2 separate regions of the Homo sapiens genome follow, and region 2 is linked to region 1. Evidence: read pairs that join two places in POLR2A ChIA-PET (ENCODE). Cell type or tissue: A673. All regions are shown on one strand.

Region 1 (8,000 bases):
AGCTACTCGGGAGGCCGAGGCAGGAGAAATGCTTGAACCTGGGAGGCGGAGGTTGCAGTGAGCCGAGATTGTGCCACTGCACTCCAGCCTGGGCGACAGAGTGAGACTCTATCTCAAAAAAAAAAAAAAAAGAACCATTTACTTGAGGGCACACAGCTGAAAGTTCAACTTCATTTCTTTAGCACACCATCAGAAGTTTCTTTATTAGACAATCATAACAAATCAAGGCGGTTTAACTTTAGTCAACACTGTAATATAAAGCTATCCCAAATTAAAATCTACAAAGCAAGAATCCTGACTTGTTCATAAGTGTGAGGTCTAAACCTGTTACCACTATCACCTCTTCTCACTTGAAAATTCCACTGGTGCCTCTTTAATGCCACGTATTAAACATAAAAAAAGATACTAAGTTTACATTGAGAGTCTTCCTATTCCTGATCCGGTCAGACTGCTCTGGCTTCTCACTCACAGGTACTATGGCTAGCAGCAAATTATAATGCCGTAAAGAACTGTGCTCACGAGGTTCTGGCCGTGACAGGAGCCACTCCTTGGGTTGTGGTTCTCCTTAATATCGCCTCTGTTATTCTAAGCCTGAATAGTCTGGGATGAGGGAAAGGAAACTACATCCATCCACACACACACAGCTTGAAGGAGCTTCTAGGATAGCTGACAAAGTTCTGTTTCTCTACCTGGGTGGTTTTGTCCTGTAGTAATTCGCTAAGCTATAGATAGGTTTTGTGTAGTTTTCCATATTTGTATTTTATTTTGCAATAAAAACATAATTTTAAAAAGCAATATATTGAATACAGAAAGTTTTAAGGAATTATATTTTCTCTCCATTTGCCCTGCCTGGTTTTGCCTTTTGTTAAGAAACCTAGGACATGAAATTTATCATAATGTAAGAAAATCTCCTTCAGAGCCGTTCTTGGAAAAGGATCCACCAATTTATTCAACAATATTTATTGAACTGTGGCTGGGTGCGGTAGCTCATGCCTGTAATCCCAGCACTTTGGGAGGCCGAGGCAGGCGGATCACTTGTGGTCTGGAGTTTGAGACCAGCCTGGCCAACGTGGTGAAACCCTGTCTCTACTAAAAAAAAAAAAAAAAAAAAAATTACAAAAATTAGCTGGGCGTGGTGACACATGCCTGTAGTCCCAGCTACTCAGGAGGCCGAGGTAGGAGAACCACTTGAACCTGGAAGGTGGAAGTTGTAGTGAGCCGAGATCGCGCCACTGCACTCCAGCCTAGGCGACAGAATGAGACTCCATCTCATCTCAAAAAAAAAATAAATAAATAAAAAATAAAAAAATAAAAAAAACAGCCACGATAATTTATTAAATTGTGACTCTGACTTAGGCATTGTATTCTATGCTGACGTATATATGTTGGTAAATATGATAAATGTGGTCAGTGTTCCTCACTGTACTTATTAGTCATATCAGTAATATGACAGCTTAAAAGGCTTTTTATTCTTTAGTATATTGTTTGGGAATATTATTATATATATTTATATTTGAAGTCACTGATAGCCTCTTTTGTAGACATGTATCGATAGGTTATATTAGTTATCTATTGCTGCATAATACGTTACTCGACATTTAGTGGCTTAAGACAATAAACATTCATTATCTCACAGTTTTTCTGGCTTAGGAATTTGGGATTGAGTTAGCTGAGAAGTTCCAGCTCAGTGTCTCTCAAGTGGCTGCAGTAGCCATCTGAAAGATGAACTGGGGCTGGAGGATGCACTTCCAAGATGGTTCACTCACATGGCTGTTATTAGGAAGGCTTGATGCCTCATCACATCGGCTTCTCCAAAGGCTGCTTGAGTGTCTTCACAACATGGGGCTTGACTTCTTCCAGAACAAGCAATCCAAGGAAGAGTGAGGACGCCACAGGGCCTTTTTTGACCTAGTGTGAAGTCTTACACTGCCACTTCCTTTTACTCACTTCATGGAAGTTATTTAGGTCTAGCCCATACTTAAGATAAAGGGAATTATCTCCACCGTTTGAAGGTAGGAATATCGAAGAGTTTGTGGACATTTTAATTTTATTTTGTTTAATTAATTTATTTATTTTTGAGGCGGAGTTTTGCTCTTGTCGCCCAGGCTGGAGTGCAATGGTGCAATCTCAGCTCACTGGGTTCAAATGATTCTCCTGCCTCAGCCTCCTGAATAGCTGGGATTACAGGCATGTGCCACCACGCCCGGCTAATTTTTGTATTTTTAGTAGAGATGGCGTTTCACCATGTTGGCCAGGCTGGTCTCAAACTCCTGACCTCAGGTGATCTGCCTGCCTCTGCCTCCCACAGTGCTGGGATTACAGGCGTGAGCCACTGCGCGTGGCCCTTGTGGACATGTTTTAAAACCACACAGGTATTAGGTAGGTAGGCAGAGAGATAGAAAGATAGTTAGATACTCAGATCTATAATAATAGCTCTTGAATGTTATTAATATATTGTCCCTGTCCCTTCTACTTACTTACATCAATTTTATACCACGGTCATACTGAACAGTTAACCTGAACACATCTTATACTTTCTTGATTTTGTGTCTTCCTCAATCTGTAATACTCCACATTACAATTTCTATCTGTTGAAATCTTACCCATCAGATATGGCATTATACAACGGTCACCTCCAGGAAGAGTGCAAGTTTGAGGAAAGGCCCAGAGGTGGATGAGTTTGAATTCTGTTCAAGGACAAACAAGATTGTTGAGTGTGGAATGCCAGATTAAAGGATTTGGATTTCATCAGTACACATTAAAGAGTCATGTCAGGTTTTAAAACAGTCAAGGTACAAAGTGGCACCTTAAGACTTCACTGGGGAAGGCACATGGAGGGAAGGAGCATAGGTTAAAGGAGGCTACTGGAACTAGAAATGAAGTGATCCACAGGTAGCAGTACAAACAGGAAGGAAGGGCAGATGCTGGGAAGAGTTGAAGCTCCTTATGGCAGAATTGGTGTAATTCACCTTTGTATTTTCTTGCTTTATAGCACAGTGCCCTGAACACAGTGTATACTCAGTAAGAATTTTCTTTTTTCCTTTTTTAAAAAAATTTCTTTTTAAAGAAAAAATAATATATGCGTGTATGTAAAATGATTTAATGATAATGTAGATGAGTTCTTACATTATTTGAGTGGACCTCGCTTTTTCTACTTTTTTTTTTAAAGAAACACTGTGATCCACAATTGTAGCAATTAAAATCTTAAATCTAAAAGAAACATAAAAGGGAATATAATGCTAGAGCTCATTCTATTTTTATTCAGTACATATATATTACTTAGTATGATGAGACTACCGTAATAAAGAATAGGAACAGACTTCTGATTATGTAATAGCCTGCAATTATTTTTATGGCTATTGCATTCCAATCTTCTTATGCAATATTTACAACCTACATATGTAGCGAGGGCACAAAATACAAGTTCTAACAATCCTAACCATAAATCAGAATCAAAGCATGCAGTATAACATTTGTGACCTCCCTTGGCTGCTGCAGACAGCCTTTGTTAAGAATACATAAAATACTGAGTTTATAACTCTGTGGTAGATCTGGGATTTTAAGTTATAAAACTTAATCACTCTCTACCCCATAATTAAAGATTCTGTCAAGACAATTTGATATTAGTTTAATTGTGAAGATGGTGAAAAACTCTTATATTCCATTTTGGAAAAATAAAAACACAAAATGTTTTAAATATTGTATGAGTGTAATGAGAATTTCAGCAGATTATAACTACAAAAGATTATGATTCAGCCTGAAAACATAACCTATGGAAAATCATCAACTGTGCAGAATGAGCTCTTCCAGATGACAGATCTTACTAAGAAAACCTGCCAATGAAAGATAGAGAATGCTAGAAGAAAAAGAATCCCGTTGACTTTCAACATATGGCCCCGACACCGACATATCTTATAGTTTTTAGTGAATAGCAACCCAAAATAACTAGGTTGATAAAAACTAAAAAAAATGAGTGCGTGAATTTAAAAAATTCTGCTTTGACTTTTTCTCCGCTTTTATTTCAAAGGGTGTTTTAATGGAAAATAAGTGTGCATGTGTTTGTGTATGAGAGTGTGAAGGGGTACAGCTTAATTACATTTTCACTTTTCAGGATAATGGAGACTCCTGGCAAACTGAATAAAGATAGCTATCCATGTATATTTACATATCAGTGAGAAAAGCTTCTTCATCATCATCTATTAGCCTGTTGGTTCTCTCAGCTACCTCATACCCCTGCATTTGTTCTCTTCCTCTCTTGTTTTCTCCAGGCGTTTTTCTTACATCCCCTTCTTTAGTTAGCCTTTTCAACAACTGCTTAAAATTAAAGGATCCACTGGCAATTATCTGGTTTACTTACTTGGTATTAGGAAATTATACAATATGTTGGAATGTTCTGTGATTGTTACTCATGTATTCATTTTCACTTTCATTCAATAAATATTTGTTGAGTACCTACTACATGCCAAGCACTGCACTAGAGAAATCTATAGTTTACAGGCCATACCCTATCTAATGTACTTCCAGATATCCTTGGAATATAATGGATTAAAGAGTTGCAGAAGTTAAGCTTACAGGTTAAGCCTACTTCTAACACTTCCTTCCCTGAAATGGAACTGTTTCAGATAGGCCTTCTTTCTAGAGAGCTTAGTTCTTCCTAAATTCCATTAAGATTGCCCTGCTACCATGAGAATTGTGGTGCTACTTTCGAGCAGGATTGGCCCAATGGGAAGATTGACTGCCGAGTAAATGCAAGCAGTGGATAAATGCAGACACACAATAATGTCAGTATTCCATTTCTGTTGCTTATTGGTTGCATGCCTTGGCTTCCTCATCTGAAAAAAATAGTGAGGCTGTAACTACATACTTCCAAGAGTATCTGTGAAGGTTAAATGAGTTAATACATGTAACTGGTTAGTTCAGACTACCACAGAGCTCTTGATGAATGTTATTTATTATCATTCTTGTTACTGTGATTGTTATAAAAATTCAAGTATGTTTCTTTTTTGAGATAGGGTCTCGCTCTGTTGCGCAGGCTGGATCACAGAGGTTTAATTCATAGCTCACTGCAGCCTCTAACTGCTGGGCTCAACTGATCCTTCCATCTTAGCTTCCAGAATAGCTGGGACTACAGGCACATGCCACCATGCTAAAAATTCATTCTTAAAGTAACAGGACAAATATTTACTAATTACTGTGATTTATATATCAAATCCAATTTGAGATATTACGTGGAATCAACTTAAAAGAACTAGACCTACTCAGGCACAGTTTCAAATAGCTTCATTAAACCTAACTATAATCAAATTACTTTTTCACTCTAGTCTTCCTTATTGCTCTAAGAAAATCTTTTAATTTGCACAACAGCTTTCTAGTGTCTGTTTCTGCCTGCTTCAGGGTGCTATGAAAACTATCCCCTCTGTTAGGTAACCTGCAAGTTTTTATCTTTGAGCATTCCTACTATAATGCCCCATGCATGTCTCTTTTTCTGTGGATTGAAGCTACTTTGTCATGTCTCACCTCCAATGGCCATACGCTGGCTCTCTTCAAAAATCCTCAGGGAGGTTTTTATTTTATTCAGTAAAGAAAAAAGCCTCATTTCTGACTCTCCTGTCCCCCAGCTCCAGGTAAAGCTTGCTTACTGCTGCAGTCTTTGAAGTACTTTTCTTTTCTTTTTTTTTTTGAGACGGAGTCTCGCTCTGTCACCCAGGCTGGAGTGCAGTGGCGGGATCTCGGCTCACTGCAAGCTCCGCCTCCCGGGTTCACGCCATTCTCCTGCCTCAGCCTCCCAAGTTGAAGTACTTTTCTTATCAATCTTAACTTGTCAACAAGTTGGCTTTGCACTGAAAGACATTTTCAAAAAGAGGTTAAGCATTCCTCTCTTTATATGGACATTTAAAACCTTGAGAACAAAACTATTTAATTTGTAAAGTTCATTGAACTTTACTCTCAAGTAAAGTTACACTCAAGATTTGTGCACTTTAGTTTTTATATACCTTTAGAAAAAAAGGTGTTAAATCACAGTTAAGAGCCTGAGCAAGAGCTCAAGCTCTTAGTGAGATCATAGCACACCACCACTTACTGTGTAACCTTGGCAAGTTACTCAACGCCCCCGCCCCCAGCCTCAGTTTTCTTAATTATTAAATGAGAATAAGATCTGCCCCAAATGTCACCTTATTAGAGAGTTCTTCCTTCTCTCCATGTGCCCCATCCCAATCACAACTTTCTTCCTCCCTCTAAAAGTAGCCACCATTCTGACTGTTAGGAAGAAACCCTCGACATTCTTTGTCTTCATCACCGAGCTGCCCCTCAACTATGGTTGAGTCTTACCCATTGTTTTAAATTCGATGTCTTTTAAGTCTCTTTTCATTTATAGATTCCTCCTCTATTCCTTTCTTTTTCTTATCGTTTTGTTATTATTGTTGTTGAAGAACTCAGGTCATTTACTTGTAGTTTCCCACAGTCTAGATTTTGCTGATTGCAGGCTCATTGTGCAGTTCAGCATGTTCCTGTGTATTTACTGCCAATTGGCAGCTGGATGGAAAGGCTTAATTAGATCTGAGTTCAATTCCTTTGGCAGTGTTATTGGTGGTGATGTGTTCTTTTATCCGAAGGCACATATTGCGTGATTGTCACTTGTTTATTGCGGTGGTAGTAGCTGTTGGTGCATAGTACCTAGATCCATTAATTCACTGGGGGTTGCAAAATGGTGATACTATAATTTTATCATTCTCTTTTCATTTATTAACTGGAATAATTTTGTAAGGAGATGCTTCTCTACTATTTGGTTATCCAGCGTTACAGTTCATATAGGAAAGGCAGGATAAATGCTTCTTCTATTTATTCCGTTTTCAAGATAATGAATTAGCCTGTCATCCTTCCAAGTTGACTATTTATGTATTAAATTAATTTGAACTTATGACTTTAAATATATTTGGGTTTCAACTTACTGCAATTCTTACCCTTATTGAAATTCATTCTCATCTTTGGCCAGCTGTAGCCTCTTCAGGTTAGCTCCTGAATCCTTTTGACATGGCCCTAGTAGTCTTTGATATCTGCTGTGCCAAGATGTTTGAAATTCATTTTGTATATTTCATGACCCAAATCTGAAACTAAACATTTTTTTTAAACCTGGATTCTGTTTGTTTTGTTTTGAAACAGGGTCTCACTCTGCTGCCCAGGCTGGAGTGCAGTGGCACTATCATAACTCACTATAACCTCAAACTCTTGGCCTTAAGCGATCTTCCTGCCTTGGCCTTCCAAAGCACTGGGATTACAGATGTGAGCCTGGATTCTTTTTTTTTTTTGAGATGAAGTCTCACTCTGTCACCAGGCTGGAGGGCAGTGGCGCCATCTTGGCTTACTGCAACCTTCGCCTCCCGGATTCAAGCAGTTCTCCTGCCTCAGCCTCCTGAGTAGCTGGGATTATAGGCACACACCACCACGCCCAGCTAATTTTTGTATTTTTAGTAGAGATGGGGTTTCACCATGTTGGCAGCCTGGATTCTTTTTTTTTTTTGAGGCGGAGTCTCGCTCTGTCACCCAGGCTGGAGTGCAGTGGCACGATCTTGGCTCACTGCAAGCTCCGCTTCCCGGGTTCATGCCATTCTCCTGCCTCAGCCTCCCAAGTAGCTGGGACTACAGGTGCCCACCACCACGCCTGGCTAATTTTTTGTATTTTTAGTAGAGACGGGGTTTCACTGTGTTAGCCAGGATGGTCTCGATCTCCTGACCTTGTGATCCGCCCGCCTCAGCCTCCCAAAGTGCTGGGATTACAGGCGTGAGCCACTGTGCCCGGCCAGCCTGGATTCTTCTAATGGGAAATATTTAGCTATTACAGTTTAGGCTCTTGGTATGCTCATTGCTACCAGATTGATTATGGTTTCTCAGTCTTTTCATGGTACAGAGCTGGAAAATATAAACTTGACCTGTTAAATGTAGAAAACTTTGAACATATACAAAGATAGAACGACTACTGTCCTGTAACCCATTACCTAGTTCCA
Region 2 (8,000 bases), 56 kb before region 1:
GTGTATGCTTTGTTTAAAGATTTTCAAATAAAAATTTGTGTGGGTCAAAGAAAGCATGTCTGCAGGCTGAGGCGGTCAATTTGCAAATGCTCCGTAATTCCTTAATCTTAATGAAACCATCACAAAAACATTTGAGAGAAAAGATGATGATTTAAAAATTAAACACAAATAAATATGTCCAATTTGAGAATGATCACACCATTGAGTAAGCTATTTGGCACTTTCCCCCCAGGGCACCAGTGACATTAAATTGGGGTGATGGGATCTCACAGACAGCCTGGATGATATTACAGTTCTAGGCAGATGAAAGGATCAAGTTTAGTAAAATTCATTACTATAGGAGAAGCAGAAAGGAGCAAGAGTGATGTTGGCTCTCCATTGTTGAAGATGTTCTTCCCCCCTGGATATGGGCAGCTCTGGATTCCAGGTGATATTCATTGTTAGAAGTAGACCAGAGGTCTGGAGACACAACCTGTAACTTCCTGGGATACGTGTGGGGCAACTAGTGGAAAGCTCTAGTGGGTGGAGCTTTTAGCCATCGTTTAGTCAATGGATTGTATGTGAAGGTCTAGCGAGTTTATATGAAATTATTTGGGCCTTCAATCACAATGAGAAAATTCATCGGAAAAGTAAGTGTTCTGGGTTTTGCCTGCTATGTGGGTGCCTGAACCTGACTCCAAAATCATGAATAGATTGTATAGGGCCAAGGAGCAGGTCTCACCCCAGGCATACTTAATCAGTGTATCAGAGGGTTGGATCTGATACTGTGTCTTTTTAAGATGCTTCCACAGTTATTCTGATGATAGCCAGTGTGGAAGCTAGGGTAGTAGGTAGAAAAGGTTCATATACTTGTAGGGAAATATCAGCCTTCCCTGGTTAATGAAGATTGCATATTGGCAGCCTTCTATTAAGGGATTTTTAAAATATTAATTATTAATAAATGCTCTTTATTAATAAAAAGAAACCTAGTCTGTTTGACGATGAGTTGATGGCAGTCGAAATTGGTAGCTTGGGATGTTAATGCTTTGTTAAGGTTCGTGAAGCACTTCATTGGAGAGAGTATGTCTTCATGATTATTTATCCTGAGACCCAGGGAAGGCTGTTTGGATGGTACCATTTGAAACAGATGCTTTTATTTAAGTTTACTTTGAGAGGCACCACAGTTTTGAAAGAACTGGTGAGGAATGGGTTTAGGGGCTAGAGACGGATGGCAGTAGTTTAAGGAAGTGACAGCTGATGAAACAATAATCATTGTGTATTGCTAAGTTGATAAATGGTTTGAAGGCAGTCACCATGGCTGCCTTCTGGGGACCCATTTTAAGCCTCCTGGAGAGAGAATGTGTGCAAAAGATGTAAAGGTTTACTGGCCAGAGGCACACATTTCCAGTGTGGCATGGAGCCAGCATTCATATGATACCACAGGACAGCTTGTACATACTGAATATGTTCCAGTCAAGTGGAGGAAAGGTAAAAATATCTCCTGTTTAAGGGACTGTGAAGCCAGTGAAGGCCTCCTGTCTAAGCTCAGTGCTAAAGAAGGACTGGGGTACTGCTCATTGTGTGCATGTCAGTAATCAAAGACACATGTCAGTAATCAAAGGGTCCTTATTTAGTCTGGAACAGTTGTTCATTTTTCTCCTTTATGTCCTTCAATGGGACTGTTAGCTTTTTTATAAGTTTCACTTGATTACCCACTGAATCAAATACCTTATTGGTGTTTGAAAAGATCTAGGATGGGGAACATCTCAGATACCTCTTTCAGATCCATTTTAACTTAAATTTACTGAATGAGTTGTAGTATACAAAAATATAGATTCTGTTTTTCCTCTTTTCCTTATTATTTATTTTTTCCTTAAGAAAAATCATTATAATCATCATTGGGTTAGTAAAAATAGATTAATCCTCTATGTAGATTTTTCTGCAGATAAATGTAGGAAGCTACTCAATTTTTGTCTCTGGCAGAAAACCCAAACCAAATCTATACTTTTGGTTGAAGTGCTCTTGAATAGTTATATGGCCTAGTAAGAGCTTATGTGCCTCTTCCTCTGATCTTTCCCCTAAAGAGGTAAAAGGGTGATAATGGTGTTGTGGTGTGTCAGTGCTCTTTTATTTTCTTATTATTCTTTATTTCCATTTTTTTTAAGTGACAGGAACCTGATTCAAACTGGCTTTAACTATAAAGAGAATTAATTGGCTTAGAGAACTTAACAGTCCAGAATTGAGCATCAGACAAAGCTTGGTCCAGTGGCTGAAATAATGTTATTTAAGGACCTGGTTTCTTCCCATTTCTTTTCTTCTCTGCTCTTCCTCCCATTGTGTTAACTTTTAGTCCCCATATCCACACAGGTTCACAAGTCTTTTCCCTTGTGAATAAAAAATTGTTACTCCAATTCAGACTTTATATTCTCCTTTCATAGGAAGAAAGAAAGCCTTTATTTCTCAGCAGTCCCAGCTGATGTCTTTGTTTATCTCATTGGGTTTGACTGGATATGTGTCCAGTGGCTGAATCAAACATTGAGCTAAGTGCATAGGCAATGTTGATGGGGTTAGATAGTGAGGACCTATAGAGCTTATAGAGAACTGGAGGTTCCCACTCAAAACTTATGCCTGAGAATGGGGAAGGGAAGTCTCCCCCACAAAATTTGGTTTGGTGTTATCAGCAAGAGGGGAATGGATGTTGGACGTGAAACAATGGATGTTTACTAAATGTATGTTTAGACCAAGGATATTATATGGATCTGGGGATAAGAGGTAGAGTTTTTAGGGAGAAGAGTAAAGACATTGAAAGCTCTTTAGTATCCCGTGTATTGTGCTTTGTGGATATCCTTTCCTTCAGTTGAGTGTCTATTTTGCTTTGCTTTTTCTTTCTTGCTCTTATAGCTGCATGTGGCTGTTATAACCCGAAGAGCCTGGGGTAGTCTCGTTTTCATTCAGAGTTCTACCTGCCCATTTGCACATAAGTTGTGTTACTAGGACATTGGTGGTTTTAAGACACTGGCCAGAAAAGCCTATAGCTGGGATTTCGACTAAGAGGAAGAGGGTCTGGCAAATATTGCAGGTCTAAAGTCCAGGGAGCTCAGCTAAGATGTGGAGAAACAGTTACATAATATAAATCATTGTAGCCCAGGGGCCTATTCTCACTAGGGAAGTCATCTAGGGCAGAGATCAGAAACTAGGTGTCAGAGCCTGCAGATGTTTCTCCAGTTGTAAATAACAAATTGGTTGAAACTGTTTGCTCTTCTTGTTCCATACTGCCTATTCCTGTGGGTTTGTTTGTGATTATCATAGTCAGAAGGAAATCAGAATCTACTGTGGGGTCTGGTGCCGACTGAGACAGGAAAATGTTACTATCTTGATCTGGGAGAATGGATAGGAGTTCCCTATGGCTATAAAATATTCAGTGCCAGCAAAGGGTCACTAAGCTTAAATGATCTTTCATTGTGATTTAAATAATTTGCTCCAAGTTTAAAATCTTTGGACGGAATTGGGATTCTTAACTCTCTAAGTTTGAAAGATTCCTGAAGACATTTTCTAATGAAAAGTGTAACACTAACAAAGTGTTTGCTTTAACTAAATGATTGCAGTTAATTTCTTGTAAAGAAACACAGAAGCACACATTAACTTAAAATAAGCTCACACTGTTGTTTCTTGTAGTACAGCCAGGAAAAACAGTAACAAGCTGTCTCCTTCAAAATCACATCCCTGGATGATATTCGAGCAACCTGGAAAATTTAAATACTTCCCCAGGAAAAACAATTTGAATTAAGTTAGAAATCATATTTGCTAATTCCCTTTCTGCCATTGCCTTTCATTCTCTGGGTCTGAGTAGCATTAATTGAGGTGTGTGGCATCAATAGCTAAGGTAAATGGTGACATTCATTTTAGAACCACAGCCAAGCTGGGGCCACAAAAATAGTTTTAATGTTTAGGATTCATAAGTCAAATTTTAGCCTACATTGACATTTTGTCCTAATAATATTAATACATATATTTTTGAGAAACCACTGGTTTAAAACTTGAGCATTTTGGCCCCAAATAGATTTGATTTTGTATTTAAACGATATTACCTTAAAATTGTGAGGATAAAGACAACACCTATGGAAGAAATAGAGTATATTTAGTTGTTAGTCACTCTAGTACTCTTCACGGTGCTTATGTTCAATAATTTCAGTGTTCTTGGCCTTAGTTCTCTAATGCGTGTTTTGGAAAATACATTATTTTTATTCTCTGCGTGGTTACAGTTTTAAGAGAAAAATGGCTAATTAAGATTCTTTTCCTTTGGAGGGTATTCTTTTCATTCCTGTCCCACTTGAGGGACTTTCCAAGATAGAAAGGAATTTGCCTACTTTCTTTCTCTTAATAAATGAGGAAGATTAGATCAAGAGATGTGGTTTAAAATTTCTTCGCTCTCCACTTCTCTCCCACCTTTGTTTCCTCCCATTTATCCATCCCCGATTCTTAAGAAAGAAACACAAGTTGGAATTAAGCTGGGTGATCCTAGAGACTCATTTGAAGTGGAAATTCAAGATGGAGTGGGGCTGCATACTGGTTACCTTCTTTTAAGAGGAACTGAAAGGTAATCTATATAGCAATTTCTGATGGGCAAGAAGGGACATCACAGGCTTTTGAATTTTATAAATGGAGCCATAATTATAATTAGCTATCATTTTGGGATACTTTTGCATGTTTTAGGTTTAAAGCTTACTTGCCTATGGAGGAAACTAGACATGTGAAGTATGCCACCTCCAAAGATTCTGACACCCTGGCACAAAATTGAGATGATAAATTCTGATAAGATTCCACCAGTAGGTCATCTCTTGGTAGATATTTGAACATGCCCTAGAATTCCTCTGTTAGTTGGAAGTTTGGCTTACCTAGCAACTGGGTGAGGCTGCCTACTGAATGGCATTTTGAAAAGTTCAGACTTAAAATTTCCTATTTTGTTTTTTCTCCATTATGAGTCTTACCAGTCCTATCACAAACTTTTATGGGAAAGTGGTTTTTCAGCTACAAAGGTATTTGTGCATTTTGCCCAAGACATATGTCCTCCTCAAGAATATATAACTGTCATATTCTGTATTGACATGAGAATCAGGATCATATTACCACAAGTAGCTAGAAGATTTCATTGGTTGTAAGCCAGGGAATGGTCTGATTGATTTTGTCCAGCAAGTAAAAAAAAAAAAAAAAAAAAAAAGCTCTTACACACACACACACACACACACACACACACACACACGTGTGTGTGTGTACACGTGGCTCACAGTGAAGTTGGTTGTTGGTTGAGAGGCAGGTCAGAACCTTGGAGAGCTCAAGATAAAGGAGGGGCAGAACCACAATCAGAAGCTTCCATGGCTTCCATGGCTGCTCCCAAAAACTCCCCAAAACAGTTGAGTTTTTCTGGAGCAACTGCCAGCTCCACTCTGCTTATCGTTAAGATATGTAGGATTTAAGAAGATAAATCCCTTTTACTCCAAGCATGAGCTGCATATTTGTTGACTAATTTGATAATTTGTGGCTAAAGTCTTAAAAACAAAAACTGAAAGGAAAAAAACAAAGGGACATACTTTTCTTCACGTTTTTGTGAAGATCCTATGCCATTCCTCCATGGCCATGTTATGATTACTGATTCCACTTAGCAGGGCTTCTGGTATTGAGATGAGGGTCACATACAGGATGGGGGGAGGTAACATTAAGATTTCACTGAACTATTCACTGTGTATTAGACTAGATCAATTTTTCCAAAAAAAGATTCTTTTCAAATAACAACATATTTGATAAAACTCCAACCAAGCCAAACTAAAACAAACAAAAACCAGAACAACAGAGGTGTTCTGGTTAAAACAGGCTTTAGAAAGCCTGAAGTGCCTTCTGTTCAGACTAATTCTGGCTCCACCAGAAGCCCCCAAACACAAGTCGCAAATCACCATGTTTTACCGGCATACATTCAGTTTACTTGACAGACACAGTTCCTAAGTAAATGTGAGGACTTAACCTAACTGTGTTTCTAGGAATACTTTTACTAGCCCAAATTAATCCCAGAAGTGGCCATTTATTGGTGTCTACTTAGCTATTCATTTGGATGGCAGATATTTGCATTTCTTTCTTTCTTTTTCTTTTTTTTTTTTTGCCACTCAACTTGTTTATGGTTAAGTCTCAGCTTCAATATGAAGCTGGTTTTTTTTTTTTTTAAATCAAAACCCTGCATTTTACATGCTAAATATCTTGGCAAGTAGGTTGTTAAACATAGTAATGAACTTAAAACAGCGAGAGTGAGGAGTTAACAAAAACTAAACATTGCAGCCTAAACAAAATTCATACAAAAAATAAACTATCACTGGTTACATAAAATTTTCCTGACTGGTTAAAACTTAGTATAAAATGTGCATTTTAGAATCCTTAGCTATCAAGTTCAGAAAGTACCAGTGTCTATTTAAAATAATTCCTTTCCCAAGCCAAAGCGTAATCAAAATTAATTCAAATGACATAACACATTCTAATGCTAAAAAATATTCATTATTATTGAAGTGGAAGTAAATCCCAGAGCTTTTGGGTCTTTCTCATGCTGCAAATGGCTGTTTCTCTGGTTCACTCAAAGCAGCATATGACAGCATCCAAGGATGACACTAAGCTCAGTAAAGGGCAAGACTGCTGGTAGCCAGCTCTGACCTTCCTGTGAAGCATGGCTGCTGTGTCCACAAAACAGATGTGTGAGGATCAAAGGCACACTATTCTGCTAGCTAAAGAGATAGCAAACCACCCCCTAACCCTAAAAGCTCCTTCCCCAGGTAAATAAAGGTATACAAGGGGAAAAATTAAAATACATTTATCTACAGAGTAAGGGTTTTGAAATATTAATTTAATCCCTCCTTCAAAAATTTTAACTAGAGTCATCTAGTCATTTCTGATCACATCTTAAAGATGTATCCAGATTCAATTTCTGTTGGTTTATCTTTAGACACTTCTAGTCAAAAGTATTAATTTTATTCCCAAATATCTTAACCACTAATACAACTGCAGTGTATTATCTACCAGAGTTATCAAGCACTGGAAGAGAAAAAAATAGATGTTCAAGCAGCAGGCAGCATTTATGGCCCTTTCACACAGTGGCATCTGAGTGGCTACTGAATAGTCCAGGAATAATTCTAAAAACAAGAAAATTCATGCATTTTAGTAAATATGTTATAGTTTTCACAGTTGAAATTTCCTCAGACATTGTGCTTTCTTTATAAGGGAATCCTGATTTTTCTGAATGTTATGGTGAGTCAGGACTTGAACTAGCAGGCTTCTTTTTCTTCTTCCACTGTTTTTCTCATGCTTCTTTTTCTGTTTTGTTTTTTTCTGTTGCTTTTTCTCGTTCTTCACTGCTTTTCCTCTTTTTTGCTCGTACCTCCTCCATATACTCTGATTCTGACAAGGACTCAGATGATAAAGGTTTATCTTCAGAATATATCTTTCTCTTTTTTCTGAGTCCTTTAATGTCCTTTTCTTTCTCAGTTGCATCTTTTGACTTCTTTTTCTTTTTTAAATTATCCTTACTGTCTGATTCAGTTTCTGACATGGACCTTTCAGAAGATTTATGTGAACGGTTCTTTTTCTTTCTCAGTTTTCCGTGTTTCTTACCCTTATCTTCAGAATCAGAAGAACTGCTGGAAGAATCAGAGCTTGATGAAGAAGAAGATGAATACTTACCAGATTTCTTCTTTTTTCTTTCTCTGTCTTTTTTTGGATGAGCTCTCACTTGCACTTAACAATTTCCCCCTGTGTTTTTCTAGTTCTTTCTTCCAGTTCTCATTCATTTTTTCTTCACATTCAACCAAACTCTTGGAGCCTTTCTTTTTCTTTTCTAGTTGCTCTTTTACTTCTTCCCAGGTAGGCCTTGATCGATTCAGATAATCCTGTATTTTTGGCCCTGAAGACTGGATTGGACCCCTTGATCTCGCCATTGCTGTTGGGTTCATATAGGCTACCCATTTGTCCCACTTGCCCATGGTGCTGGG

Evidence for each region. Peaks named below come from ENCODE experiments on the same cell type or tissue, not always from the same donor. Only the 100,000 strongest peaks of a DNase experiment are listed, where the experiment ranks them.
Region 2: POLR2A ChIA-PET joins it to region 1 with 13 read pairs; 2 of 35 experiments call an interaction of 5 or more read pairs at or near these places.

What each region holds. Positions count from the first base shown.
Region 1 is chr2:28,064,888-28,072,887 of GRCh38, forward strand. All of the region lies in intron 6 of BABAM2 (BRISC and BRCA1 A complex member 2), which reads left to right. Among named protein-coding and RNA genes, the nearest start is that of MIR4263, 73 kb to the left of the region's middle. In A673, no CTCF peak of the experiment used is centred here; a DNase peak (open chromatin) is centred at 3,394; H3K27ac peaks cover 530 bases.
Region 2 is chr2:28,008,492-28,016,491 of GRCh38, forward strand. All of the region lies in intron 4 of BABAM2 (BRISC and BRCA1 A complex member 2), which reads left to right. It also overlaps the pseudogene FAM133EP. Among named protein-coding and RNA genes, the nearest start is that of MIR4263, 16 kb to the left of the region's middle. In A673, no CTCF peak of the experiment used is centred here; no DNase peak of the experiment used is centred here.